Regions from separate parts of the Homo sapiens genome. Here region 1 is linked to region 2. Evidence: chromatin contacts called from ENCODE Hi-C data. All regions are on one chromosome and are shown on one strand. The core of a region is the stretch at or near the end of the contact, and the rest is flanking DNA. Distances in the headings are between cores, read along the strand shown. Region 1 holds the start of MAB21L2 (mab-21 like 2). Region 2 overlaps LRBA (LPS responsive beige-like anchor protein).

Region 1 (6,948 bases), core at 2,431-4,930, 72 kb before region 2:
GCCCTTCCCCCTCTCAAACTTCTTCCTCTGATCTTTAAAATTGCCTTTAAAAACATTTTTCTCTACACCTCTCATTTGTGCATTTTCTCAATAAATTAAAACCTGGGCTAATACAAAGAATAAATGTTAGATATTAAAGGGTAACATCTGACATATATTCTGTACCTGTGTCTCATCATTAGCATAGCGAATGGAGTATATAGTTACCTTCAACATAAGCAAGACAAACCAATTCCTTTGGGATACTTTCTGTTTGACTAATTATATTATTTTCTAATCAGTTATTCCCTTGCATTAAAAAGAAACCTTTGTTAAAGCTGAAACATTGAAATGAGTATATTGGTTTGTTACCTTAGAAAAACAGAAAGAGGAGGAAGGTACTTTTCCTATTTCTAAATCCTGGAATAATAATTTTTCTTTGGTTATAAAAATGGTATGAAAACCTTTTTTGTTTGAATTGCATATAAGCAGTTTCAGAATAATTCTTGAAATTTGATTAAAATAATCATACTTATGGAATTTACAACTAAGCCATTTTAAAATGGAAGTAATTTATAAATCTGAATGGTTCATATCACCATATGCTTGGGGAGAGGATTATTGCTATAACCATTGTATTTTTTGTTGTGGTTTATTTAATTGTTAAATTTTTATCACTCAAAGCTTGAAGAGGACAAACGGTTGAAGGAAAAGTATCAACTGACTTTGTTAACTATTCAGAAAAATCCATAAATATTTCCTTTGTATATCGGATTCAGATTGGATTTTTTGAAATTATGGCATAAGAAAGCACATCTCTTAATTTTTAATGTGAAAAAGTTTTTTCTATTTTAAAAATTAGGATCAAAATATTTTCTTTCATACTTTTTTCCCAAGCGTGAAGTAGATGTTACTTTTAATCTTAACATCTACAGAACAAATATATATTATAGTTGAGTAAAATTAGTGTTTTCTATTTTCTAAGGATTTGGGTCGGAACTTATACAGTCAATTCTACAAAATGTACTGTATTTAAAATTTTGCAAATCAGTTCAAGTGGAAGCTTCTTGCATTTGATTCCTCGTCACATCTTTACATTGGAAATTATAAACTGTGATCTCACCTGCCTTCACTTAAGAACAATCCACAAACAGTCAATTACAATGTAAAGTAATGTTTTTATTACTGTTTTCAACAAGACAGCTCAGGGTGAGGGTAGAGGTTCAGGAGAGGGAGGAGCACAGTCTGACATTGGCACTGAGAACGTTTAACATCAGTAAAACTTTTTTTTAAAAGAGAAATTTTACATATAGTTAAATAATTTTTTCACTTGGTGACAACATTCAGGCAACCAAAAGCAAAACGAAATGGGGGGGGGGATGGGGTGGAGAGAAAAAGGATAGGGGGAAAGAAGGAAAAGGGGGGGGAACTACTATACATTGATTTGAAAATGTACCTTGGGTTTCATTTTGTGGTGGCGGAGCCCGATTGCTTCTTTTGTGTGACCTTTTAAATTCACATTGTTTGGAAGAAAACGATCACTTTTGTGCAAGAATGTGATTTGTTTTGGTTGGGTTGCTCTCTTTTTGTTTGCTTCTTAATTAATGAAGGTCTTCTGCCGGATTCCTATTTCAGGTGACTTACATAAAAGTTTGTGTCCAGAGTTTCTGCTGTTTATAGCAGAGTTGTGTGTCTGAGAGAGCACGCCCGTTTGTGTCGCTTTTCAAGCAGTCCCCAGCACCCTATAGTTTGTCCAGGCTTTTGGGATTGGTGAGAATTTCCCTGGCCAACCTCCAGGTCTGCTTGGCAGCGCTCTCCAGGGCCGAATGGGGCTTGCCCTGAAAGAGGTCGAGGTTGGGCAGAAAGTAGTGAGGGCAGCGGCGGCACTGCAGGCAGGAGATGAGCTGCAGCAGGATGCCGTTGAGCCGGTCGCCCAGGCACGACTCGTCCCAGTCCGTTTCTCGTGGGTGTTTCTCGCACTCGTACAGCAGCAGCGTCTTCATGTGGTAGTTGTTGAGCGGCTGGCCGGGTAGCTCCAGGTGGCGGTCCCGCAGAGTCTTCAGCACTGAGAGGCACTTGTTTCGGCAGCCGCCCATCAGCAGGCGGTTCTCCGCCTCCCCGAACTGTAGCACCCAGGCGTCGCTCTCTGCCGAGCTCTGCTTGCCGGTCAGCGAGTAGCACTCCTTCGAGAGCAAGTTGAACCCTTCGGCCTTGACCTCGGCCACCCGATTGGGGCCGGGCCAAGGGATGTGGGGCATAGGCCACTGTGCCGCGCTGCGAGGCCAGATCCCGGTGCACTTGAACGCCGGAGTGATTTGCACCACATAGCGCTCCCTGATGCGCAACTTGACCTCGCTGGTGTCCGCGATCATCTTGACCACATCCCGATAGCTGCACTTGTCCACCGCCTGGGCCACCAGCGTCTGGAAACGCGAGCGGATCTTACGCGCTGAGAGATAGCCCGACGCCGTGATGAACTCGACCCAGAGAGACATGCTCCGCTTCCGCCCATCGCTCAGTTTGAGCACTGCGCAGCCGGGCAGCGAGCCGTCGTCCACGAAGTTGAAGACGCCCATCTGGTTTAGGTAGAGCACCACCTCAAATTCGGTGGGCGAAATGACCTCGAGCCCCTCGTAGCGGGCATCGATCTCGCTCAAGGAGCTGATGAAGCGAGGCTCCTGCACCTCCACTTCCTTGAGCACGTCCGAGACCACCTTACAGACCTCTCGGATGGTTTTGGCGATGGCCGCCTTGCGCGCCTGACAGCGCTCAGTGTAGTACTTATTGAGCTGGTAAACCAGCTTGGCCTGAGCGGCGATCATGTTGGGGCACAGGTCCGGGCTATACACCGGCGTCTCGCAATACGTTGAGGGATCCAAGGCTCACGCACTGGTGGTGGCCCAGCGGCTTTCGAAAGAGGCGGTGCGCTCCCCGTTAAGCCCTACTTTCACTCTCGTTTTCCACCTGGGCTGACCGGCTGATACCGTAGCCGGCTTGTTTTTTCCTTTTCCCTCTTTCGAAACCTCTTTTCTTCTGCAGAAGAATTAGGGGAGAAAAGGTGATTTTCTAAAAAGAAAAGTACCTCTTGGAACCTTTTTGCTTTCTCTTGATATGTAAAGATGACCGTGTGCGAGAGAAGCGGGGTGGGCGTGAGGAAGGAGAAGGAGAGGGAAAAAACTCAGGATACCAAAAGGTTAGGCTTAGATGTCTGCAGCCGAGATTGTCCAGAAATCTGGAAATGAGGTTTTTTAAGTGCCAAAGTAAATTTAAAAATAAAAGCGAAACATTCAGTGGTTCATTCTTAAACTTCTCTTCCACGCTGATAGGACTTCTTCGCTCAGTGTAGGTGAGTGCCTTCTTCCTCACCCTCCCCCAAATGGAAGGTGCAGGAGGTAATTAATGTCCAGAGAGCTGCGAAGTACAACTCAGTCCGCCGTGCACTTGGAGGTTTGCTGACGCCCCACAGTCTCAGCGTGTTGGTCTCGTCTCTTCTCGGGGGGTCGTGTTATCGCAGTTTTCCTCTTTTCCTACTGGAGGCGTTGTTTGGACTGGGTTTGTTTGTTTGTAGTGGGTTCTCCTTGTGTTTCTTTAGGTGCAAACCGCTGGAAGTTGTTTGATAATCATTTCTGCTTCGTAATTTATACTTTTGGCCCTCACAAAATCCGTTTTAGTGTGACGAAGTCGTTGCTTGCGTTGCATCTGGGGTGTAGTTATAACGATTCAGGGTTTTCCTTCTTCTCCTCTAGCTTGCTTTTACAGATTCCACTTTCTGAGTCGTCTCTCCCCCTCCTCTCCCCTCCGACCTCTTTCTCGCCCCGCTCTCCCCCTGCTTCTCTCCCCCGCCCCCCTTCCTCGTGCTCGCTCTCTCTTCTTTCCTCTAACTCTCTCTGTCTCTCTCTCTCCCTCTCTCTTTCTTTCTCTCTCTCCCTCGCTGTTTCCTGGAGTTATTTAGTTTATGAATGGTCCCAGGGCCATCATGAGGGGGTGGAGCTTCAGTTCCTACAATCGCTATCCGAGCTGTCAGTGCTTTAGCCAATCCGAGAGAGAAGACAGGCACGCTTGGCGAACGGTAGCAGCCACCACTGCACTTGATAAAGAAACAGGGTAAAGAGAGAAGTAAGAAAATAGGAGGAGATAATGGGAGTCAAATGCTTGCACACATTTTACAGCCGTTCCTCTTTATCCTCCTCTCTTATCAGTAGCAAAGAAGAAAAAGAGTTTATATAGAAGGGACTCTCCTGGAGATGGCTGGAATAACGCGAGGGAGAGTAGCAATGGTTCAGAAAGGTTCACTTTTTTTTTTTTTAAATGATTCTATCAACATTGTGTAGTAGAAGGTGCAAACTGTAACAAAATTACTTTGGCTTGAAGGCAAATGGGAAGCGAAAGGGGAATCTGGGAAAGGACCTAATTTTTCCAGGTTTTTTCCTCCTTTAAAGTCATCCTCCTTTCTCTTCCCCTCCCCTCCCATTGTTGCCAAGAATCAGAGCAGTTGCTGTATATGTGCACCAGTGAGGGTTGGAGTGGATATAAGGTGAGGGTTTATAAATCTCTTTTTAGTAATTTCGATATGCTGTTTAAAAACAGGGCAGGGCAAAAACTAGTCCAAGCACCTTGTTTGATAATTATTTCATAATTAAGATTCACATGTATTTAATACCATTATTTTATCGTTACAAGAATTAACTAGTTACGAGAGAGAAAATATCTAAGTTGTGAGAAATGGTGCAAACTTACATGTCGTAGAACTTAGTAGGATATACTTTTAAAATAAGCTACTAAAATTGCTTCAAACTTAATGAAAAACAAGGCAAGTAAATGTAAACCTAAAGTTTTCTTAAAATCTTACTGTTGTAAATCTAATTGTGAATGTATTCTTAGGGGGTACAGGTACAGAGTTTCATTTGTAAAATGATTTTATTTTCATAATTGACTCTTGCTTTTAAAAGACTTCACTGCCACAAAAATCTATAACTATCCTGTTATTGATTACACAGATGGCTTCACTCCTCCCTAGGCATTTCAATGAAAGGCATGCATGTGCTTTTAGTATATGTATTATCCTAAACGAGTTGTACCCACTGTAGCCTTTCCATACTTTTGGGTGAAAAAAAAAGCTAGAACATTGTTTCTGATTTGCTTGATACTGAGGGTTTATGTATGAACCTAAGATGTCTGGATTCTGAATCTTTTTAACGTATTTCAGGTAGATGTGATTATTTTTAGTTTGATTTGGGAGGTTATATTCCAGCCCTGGGTTATGCGATAAAAATAAAAATCTATGCGTCCATTTGGGTGAAGACTTCGTTTTAGAAACCTGGTAGTTCGGCTTTTTCAAAACCCCTTGGGAGGGCTTGACTTACCCTCTTAAAGTCCGGCCGGGTGAACCTGAATTGAATTGCATAGGGAAGTTAATTTCTTTCTATCTACTTGGTATCAGACAATTGGGCCTCTTGGTTCTTTCTTACATACCTGGTGCGGACCACAGGCAGTTTGTCACCCTTCCTCTCTCGTTGCCATAAGTCCCTTTCTAAGGAATATTTGCTTAAAAAAAAACTATCTCGGATTTGTTGCTTAGGGTTTGTCTTCCCGCGATTAGGAAGAAGAGTCAGAATTAAGTGTCCGCGCGACTCTTGGACTCCAGAGCTTTAGTTAACTTCTCTGGAGTGGCAGAGACTTGGGCTGCTTGACCTCCAGCCTTCTCCGGGGAGGCCGCGTGCGTCCCGGAACGCCTCGCCGCCTAAGGATCTAGGGGACCTCGCGCCCTCGGAGTTCGCGCCTGTGGGAGCCCGGCTCTAACCCGGGAGGCCTTGCCGGCGCTCTGGGAACTGCCTGGGCCGGAGGGCACTGCGCTGCCGGGAGAGCGCGACTGGCCGGGAGGGGCTCCGTGGTTGCTTCTCCGGGGGCAGTTACTGGGCGGAGACTGGTGGCGGGGATAGAGGGTGCGGAGCTTTCCCGCCCCACTCTCGAGGTGGTCGCTTCGTCGTTGCGTCTGGTTCGCGAATGGCCCGGCCCGCGACGCTCCCGAGAGTGAGTGTTTGCAAACAGCCTCAGGGGTGGCGGAGTTGGTTCGCATGGCTCCGCCGCCGCGCCGCAAGTCCTGCGCCTTCTCCTCTTCTCTCGGGTGGGGCGTCCCAGGCCGAGCGGACCTTCGCGCCACCACTCGCCGGACACTCCGCTGCACCTCCACTGGCGGCTCTGTCAAGCTCGGCTAAGTTTTCTCGCATCCTTGCCCCTACGCTTCTCCACTTTTACATACAGAGGGAAGGATGATAAAACGTTACAAATGTTTTGATTTAAAAACAATTCATTACCAATTTACCCTGTCTTAGGTAGATGCTCTAGTAAATAATAAATCAGTTAAACAAAGGCGACTTTAATTTATGGCCGTGGTACTAATTAGAAACATCATTCGAGCAATAAACTTAAACACTTCCAGCAAATAATGCTCCCTCTTGCTGGTTCTCTTTCTCCCCCCTCCCCCACCCCAACTCACTCTGGCTGCCTCTGCTCTAAGAGCAGCTTCAGCTGCGCCTTTGCGGTCCTCTCTTCCTCTGGTTGAATAATTGAAGGGGGAAACGGTATCCGAGGAGGCTGTAATTGAAGAGCCCCTGTCACCTCTGCTTTTATGTATGTTAGTATAGAAGTCCATCAGCAGCTCCTTGATGGTGTATTAAAACGAACTGGCAGCTCCTTCTGCAGGAGATACTATATTCTATTAAAGGAGACCAAGTGAGAGAAAGAAACTCTAGAGGCTAAAAGCCACTTCAAGTCTTCAGACCGATTCATCTGTATTCTCTTGTTATAATCCGTCTCATCATACTTGAGTTAATGAGGCAAAGGAGGGGGTGCGAAATCTGATGGTCCTTGACAAATTCATTAGGGAGGCTGCAGGACATTTTATTTGACTGTTAAACATCTTGTTTGTTTGGCTTAGGCAGTGCCAACATTGGCATGCTTCAGCCCAGA
Region 2 (6,732 bases), core at 4,156-6,655:
TTTAAAAAAGTCCTATTGTCACTTTAATTATAATTTATAAAACTCATATACATATTGGTTTTTGGTAAATTTACATTTTAATGGTATTTTCTTACTATTATAAAAGTTTTTTGGGTGTTCAGATTGTACTTTGTGTTCCTCTAATAATTGTTTTATATTTTTTGTCCCATGGTCCCTCTCTGCCTTTCTTGTTAAAATTATTCCTAAGTGTGTAATGTTTTTCTTGCAATTATGAATGAAATTTTTTTCTAATTTCAATATTTGTGTCAAATGCTAAAATGGAGAACAAATATTAATAGTTCCCATGTTTATCTTATATATATTTCCGTTAATCATTTGGAGTACTTTGGATATTTCAAATGCATTTTCATCTTTCTTTTCAATGTTTATACCAGGTTTTACATTTTATTATTTCATTTATTACAACTTTTGCAATTTGACTGGTGATAATTATTATTGTAATAATAATTGCTAACCCATGCATAGTGCTTATGATGTGCCAGGCCCTGTTTTACTAGCTGTACCTACACTAATTAATTTAAGACAAGCATCTGAGGTGAGAAGCCTACATGACTGACCCCAGATCACATAGCTAATATTTGTTGTTGGTTTCTGGTAAAAAGTCTTTATTTTACGTAATATTTTCCACTCCTGTTTTACTAACTTTTTTTCTTTAGTGGTGGTTCCTGAATTTGATCAAATGCTTTTCAGCATCTAGTAAATGATGATGCAATGTTTTCCTTTTAATTTGTTGATATAAGGAGTAGATCTCCTGTTGTGGATTTCCTGGTATTGAACCACTCTTGCAATCCAAGAAAATACCCTCCTTGGTAATGTTATATTGTTCTCATTAGACATTGCTGGATTCTGTTTGCTTACAGATTACTTAAGAGTGTTGTATCTTTATTCAGTGATAAAAATGCTCTATTATTTTCCTTTTTGATAGTCTCTTTATCTCTTTTTAAGTTTTCAGCATTAACATTATGCTGGCTTAATAAATGAATTATGGAGCTTCCTATTTTTTCCCCAGTGGCCTAGAATAATTTTTTTCAACGGTAGTTTAAGGCGAGATAAAGGTTAGCTATGAACCTGTTCTGTGGGAAATTACCTAATGCAATGTTGCCTCCTAGTACACTACCAGGCAAGTCGTCCCAGATTTCACAGAACAGAAGGGCTCACAGATCAAATAAGCTTCTCAAAGCAGATGATTCATTAAATCAATTTAACATACGCAATAAGAAGAAATGGAAGAGAGTTGGGATAAGTTAATATACTTCGGATCGAATGCAAGCAGGTAGAAAGATCAGAGTTCTTGAGTCCTGGTTCATGTAACATTTATATGTCCTGTCTCTTTTTCTGCCTCGTATGCCTTTCTTTGATGTTACAAGTGCCAGAATTGAGGTTTGAGTACAAGGGAGACCACAGAAGGAAAGTGTTCCGGTCCAATGAAACACACCAGCTCTATTAGAGACACACAGCAGCAGCTATCCCTGGTCATAGCTGGAGCCAACCAATTAACCTGCTGAATAGTTTTACAAGTTTTTTTCTGCATTTCTTGTGCAGATAAAACCACAGGGGCCAGAGTGGGGCTATACTGGGTATTATCAATGGGTGGGCAATTTAAAGCCGGCATAGATATCATCCAGGTTGTCAGGAACTATGAAAGGGGCCCGGCATGTGGTGGCTCACACCTGTAATCCCAACACTTAAGGAGGCCAAGGCGGGTGGATCACCTGAGGTCAGGAGTTCATGACCAGCCTGGCCAACATGGTGAAACCCCGTCTCTACTAAAAATACAAAATTAGCTGGGCGTGGTGGCACATGCCTGTAATCCCAGCTACTTGGGAGGCTGAGGCAGGAGAATCACTTGAACTCGGGAGGCGGAGGTTGCAGTGAGCCAGGATCATGCCATTGCACTCCAGCCTGGGTGACAAGAGTGAAACTCCATCTCAAAAACAAACAAAACAAAACAACAACAAAAAAACTATGAAAGGTCTGAAATGCAAGCTAACAATTTATCTTGCCACAGTTTCTTAGATGTTGGCAGAAGACATAGGACAAAGGTTAGGGACAAAGACTTACAGCACAAGCAGAGTAAGCATCTTGTTAGTGTCTATTTCCCTCGCATCCCCAAGTTTCATGGAGTGACTTGTTGGAGATGCTATGGACTGATGTGTATTTCCCCAAAATTTATATGTTGAAGCTGTAACCCCCAGTGTGACTGAATCTGGAGATAGACTCTTTAGGAGGTAATGAAGAGTAAATGAGGTCATAAGGATGCGGCCCCAATCTGATAGGACTTTGGCCTTATAAGAAGACGATGAAAGAGAAATTCTCTGTCTCCACTATGTGAGGGGACAGGGAGCAGGAAGTCATCTGCAAGCCAGGAGGAGAGCCCTCAGCAGGAACCAAACTGGCTGGCAACTTGATCTTGGACTTCCCAGCCTCCAGAACTCCAAGAAATCACACCTGTTGTTTAAGCCACCTAGTCTGCAGTATTTTATTAGGGCATCATGAACAGACCCAGGTGGGTGCTGTGTTCCCAATGAGGACCCAGGTGGGACCCAGGTGGATGCTGTGTTCCCAGTGAGTTTACATCCCAGTTAAGCAACCTCAACTGTAGAGAACCTAAAATTTTTACAATGGGCAGTAAGATCTGGCCTCTGCCTTATAAAGCATCATTACCTTTCTTATACTGGACAGTAAACAAACCTGCCCATTGCTGTAAACTGAGATACTGTCTCTTCCAAGGCTATTAATTATGCAAACATCCTTGAAAACAGTGTGTCATATAAGATGGCAATTACTACTTTCCTCTAAGATCTGCAGAAATATGAGAGACCCAGCACAGAGGTAGTATGATTATACCTTGAGGTGGTCTTTCCATCCATCTGTAAATAGCACTTTTTTTGTGTGCCATCATACATTCAATGTATTCTGTCTTTGACAGGTCTTGCTGATTTCAAACTTTAAATTGACTGTACGTATTTAACATCATTTGAATTTTGTCTGTCTCTCATAAGCCACTTACTTCCTTACCTATACTTAACATAGCCTATGACTTTTTGCCTACATCTTGGAAGCTATTATGTTACTATTAATGTTTAATGTTTCTTTTGTGTTCATCTATCACATTTGTTTTCTTGTCTTCTAAAGCAGAATTGAATATTCTTACATAATATAGCAAATCTACATTGCATATTTTTATTACCTGTTCCCTTTTTTGGGGGGAGGTGAAGGTGTTCAGAAACATGTTTCTTTTAGGTTCTAATAATTCACTGCAGAACAAGGACTCTTCATCTTTTTTTTTTTTTTTTTTTTTTCTCAAAAAGCACTGTCTTTGTTTGGGCTGCTATAACAAAGTACCATAGACTGGGTGGCTTATAAACAACAGAAATTTATTTCTCACAGTTCTGGAGGCTGAAAGTCTGAGATTAGGATGCCAGCATGGTAGATTCTGGTGTGGAGCCCTAGACTGCTGACTCCTGATTCTATCCTTACCTGGTGGAAAGAGGGCTAGAGAGCTTTCTGGAGTCTCTTATTATAATCCCATTCATGAGGGCTCTCCTCTAAGTACTTGTTCACCTCCCAAAGTCCAAATCACCTCCTGTTGCCATCACGTTGGAAGTTAGGATTTCAACATATTTTGGAAAGACACATTCAGTTCATAACACTCACTTTTTAATTCTTATAATAAGTTCCTTTTAAATGATCTAAATCATAAGTTTCCAGTTCCTTAGTAGTTATGAAAGGTCATTTGAACCACTTTCTCCAGATACAACAAATTTGGCTAACCTTGATTATGGCCTCCCCAATGCCCTTACCAGGGGCTGAAATACACAGTTCGCTATTTTAAAAAGCCTAAAGATCTCTCTTTTCTGTTCAGTTTTGAAACTAATTATAGAAACATGGAGTGGAAGATGAGGAATCTGTTTCAACTGAAATTGTTAATCTCATCATTAATTCATTGGGTATACATTTATTGAGTTCTGTGATGTACCAGTAGCACTGGAATTACTAAAATAAGTACTGTTTAGTATCTGCCTTCAGTAATTGTCTAGTGAGGGAGACATTTACAATTTGTAAGAGGCCTGTGGTAGCACATCTGTTTGAGAAGTCAGAGCTTTTGCAAAATCTTGGCTTGGCCTTTAAGGATGAGAAGTTCTCTGTGGTGGGAGTATTATATAGTGGCTCAGAGCATAATGTCAGAAGTCTGATAGACTTGGCTACACTACTTACTAGTTATGTGATTTTGACTGCGTCATCTAACCTCTCAAAGACTGTTTGTTAATTTATAAAATGGTGAAAATGACATCGATTTCACAGTGCCATTTTGAGAGTTAGCTGAAATAACTGAATTGAATCACTTAGCATAGATCCTGGGATACAATGAGATCTAAGTAAGTTGTGTTTGTTGCTGCTACCGCTATTACTGTCTGGTACTACTTTAATACAACCACTGCCACCACCTCCTTGGTGGTGCACGTTGAAAGAAGCTGCATTGCAGTTAGGAAGACCATCACACTGGGAGATGCTTAAGCATGAAGCAGCATGGCGTGATTGAAGGAGTGTTATGTTGTATGACATGTTTAGAATATAAGATATGTCTATGAAAATGGTAAAAGATGATAAGAACCTCTTCTAAAGTAGGTTTTACCCTATATGACTAAAAGCAGAAGGGAGATAGAGTCAAGTGAAGTAGTTCATTGAGAGGTGAGTGAGGGTCAAAAGGAGTGAGATGTAGTATTTAGCATAACTAAGTTTTTGTTTGGCTTACATGGTGTTTATGGCTCTGCTAACTGAAATAGTCTCAATTGGACTAATGACAGCTGTTGAGGGGTGGTAGTGAGTTCGTTTTTGGATGTGTTGAATTTGAGAGGTTAGGCCAGGCATGGAGGCTCACGCCTGTAATCCCAGAACTTTGGGAGGCCAAGGCCGGAGGATGACCTGAGGTCAGGAATTTGAGACCAGCCTAGCCAACATGGTGAAACCCTGTCTCTACTAAAAATACAAAAAAATTAGCCAGGCATGGTGGCACGTGCCTGTAGTCCCAGCTATTCAGGAGGCTGAGGCAGGAGAATCGCTTGAACCCGGGAGGCGGAGGTTGCAGTGAGCCAAGATCACGCCACTGCACTCCAGCTTGGGCGACAGAGTGAGACTCTGTCTCAAAAAATAATGAAAAGTAAATAAATAAAATAATAAAAAATAAAAGAATTTGAGAGTTTAGAGGGCATATGGTGGAGCTATTTATAGGTGATTGGATATAGGGGTCTAAAACTGACCTCTAATATCTTAGCTCTACATCTCACACCCCAGCGTGCTTTGGCAACAATAGAAGCAGTGATTCGGGATGAAATCACTCAGTGTAAACTAAGAAGGCTAAGAATTCCACTCTGTTGAAATCCAAAGGAAGTCAAGTTGGAATGTACTACAAAAGGAAACTGCGTAGATGTTTTTGAGAAATCCGAGAGAAAGATGGGTGCATTGAGTGACAATTTGTGAAGGTACAAGAGTGGGAAGGTAGTATGAGAAGACATTTAATATATTTATTTTGTAGGGTATCCACAGTAAGTCTCAAGACAGAGAAATTTTACAAATATTTAAGTGCAGACTGCCTTTTTACTTATACTGTGTTTGTCTGGTTTTGACATCTGGATAATGCTGACCTCATAGAACGAGTTGGCACGTATTCTTTCCTCTTTAATATTCTGGACAAGTTTGTATAGAGTTTCTTCCTTAAATATTTGGTAGAATTTACCAGTGTAGTCTGCTGAGCCTGGAGTTTACTTTTTGGGAAGATTTAAACTACAAATTTAACTTCTTTATTAGATATTGTATTATTTATGCAATCTATTTCTTCTTGAAAGGGGTTTGGTAGTTTGTATCTTTCTCTTTTTTTTTGAGATGGAGTCTCACTCTGCCGCCCAGGCTGGAGGGCAGTGGCGTGATCTCGGCTCACTGCAACCTCCACCTCCCTCCTGGTTTCAAGCAATTCTCCTGCCTCAGCCTCCCAAGTCCCTGGGATTACAGGCATGTGCCACCACACTTGGCTGTTTTTGTATTTTTAGTAGAGATGCGGTTTCACCATGTTGGCCAGGCTGGTCTCGAACTCCAGACTTCAAGTAATCTGCCTGCTTCTGTCTCCCAAAGTTCTGGGATTACAGGCGTGAGCCACAGGACCTGGCCAAGTTTGTGTCTTTCAAGAGATCTGTTCATCGCATCAAAGTAGTCCAAACTATTTGTTTATGATATCCCCTTATCCTTTTAATGTCTAAAAATCTGTTTTGATGTCTCTTCTCTCCTAATATTGGTAATTCCTGTTATAATTCCTGATATTCGTGATTTACATCTATTTTTTTTCCCTAATCTCTGGTCAGAGGTTTATCAATTTTATTGATCTTTTTTTAAAAAAACAAAACAAAACACAAAAACAGCTTTAGGTTTTAGTGATATTTCTCTCTTTTTTTTTTTTGGTTTTCTATTCTTTTGATTTTTATTATTTCCTTTCTCTGCTTAATCTGGGTTTAACTTGCTCTTATTTTTCTTTTTTCCTAAAGGGGATGTCAAAATCACTGAAAAGAGATCTTTCTTTCACATTAATATATGCATTTAGTGCTGTAAATTTCCCTCTAAGTACTGCTTTAGCTGTATTCTAGAATTTTTTAAAATTGTGTTTTCATTTTCATCCAATTTTAAATACTTGCTAATTTCCTTTTCGTTTTTTTCTCTTAC

The links. Hi-C counts contacts between places; a loop is a spot of excess contacts on that map. Pooled maps may share reads with other maps.
Region 1: a loop to region 2 is called in a map of sigmoid colon, with 2.4 times the contacts of the local background. The contact joins the promoter of MAB21L2 here to the enhancer-like site in region 2. A Hi-C loop is called at or near these places in 3 of 168 maps with a recorded cell type or tissue (Calu3, Right ventricle myocardium inferior and sigmoid colon) and 5 of 50 pooled maps.

What each region holds. Positions count from the first base shown.
Region 1 is chr4:150,578,883-150,585,830 of GRCh38, reverse strand. MAB21L2 (mab-21 like 2) reads right to left here and starts at 3,680. Exons shown (of 1, transcript NM_006439.5): 1 at 1,138-3,680. The coding sequence starts at 2,801. The coding sequence ends at 1,722. The region is part of intron 40 of LRBA (LPS responsive beige-like anchor protein); the gene reads left to right. LRBA-AS1 (LRBA antisense RNA 1) reads right to left here and starts at 6,742. Exons shown (of 2, transcript NR_149035.1): 1 at 6,476-6,742; 2 at 4,597-6,227.
Region 2 is chr4:150,509,309-150,516,040 of GRCh38, reverse strand. The region is part of intron 40 of LRBA (LPS responsive beige-like anchor protein); the gene reads left to right. Among named protein-coding and RNA genes, the nearest start is that of LRBA-AS1, 66 kb to the left of the region's middle. Within about 2 kb of position 5,405, at least 4 of the 41 ENCODE cell types and tissues checked have a DNase peak (open chromatin) inside an H3K27ac peak, as active enhancers do.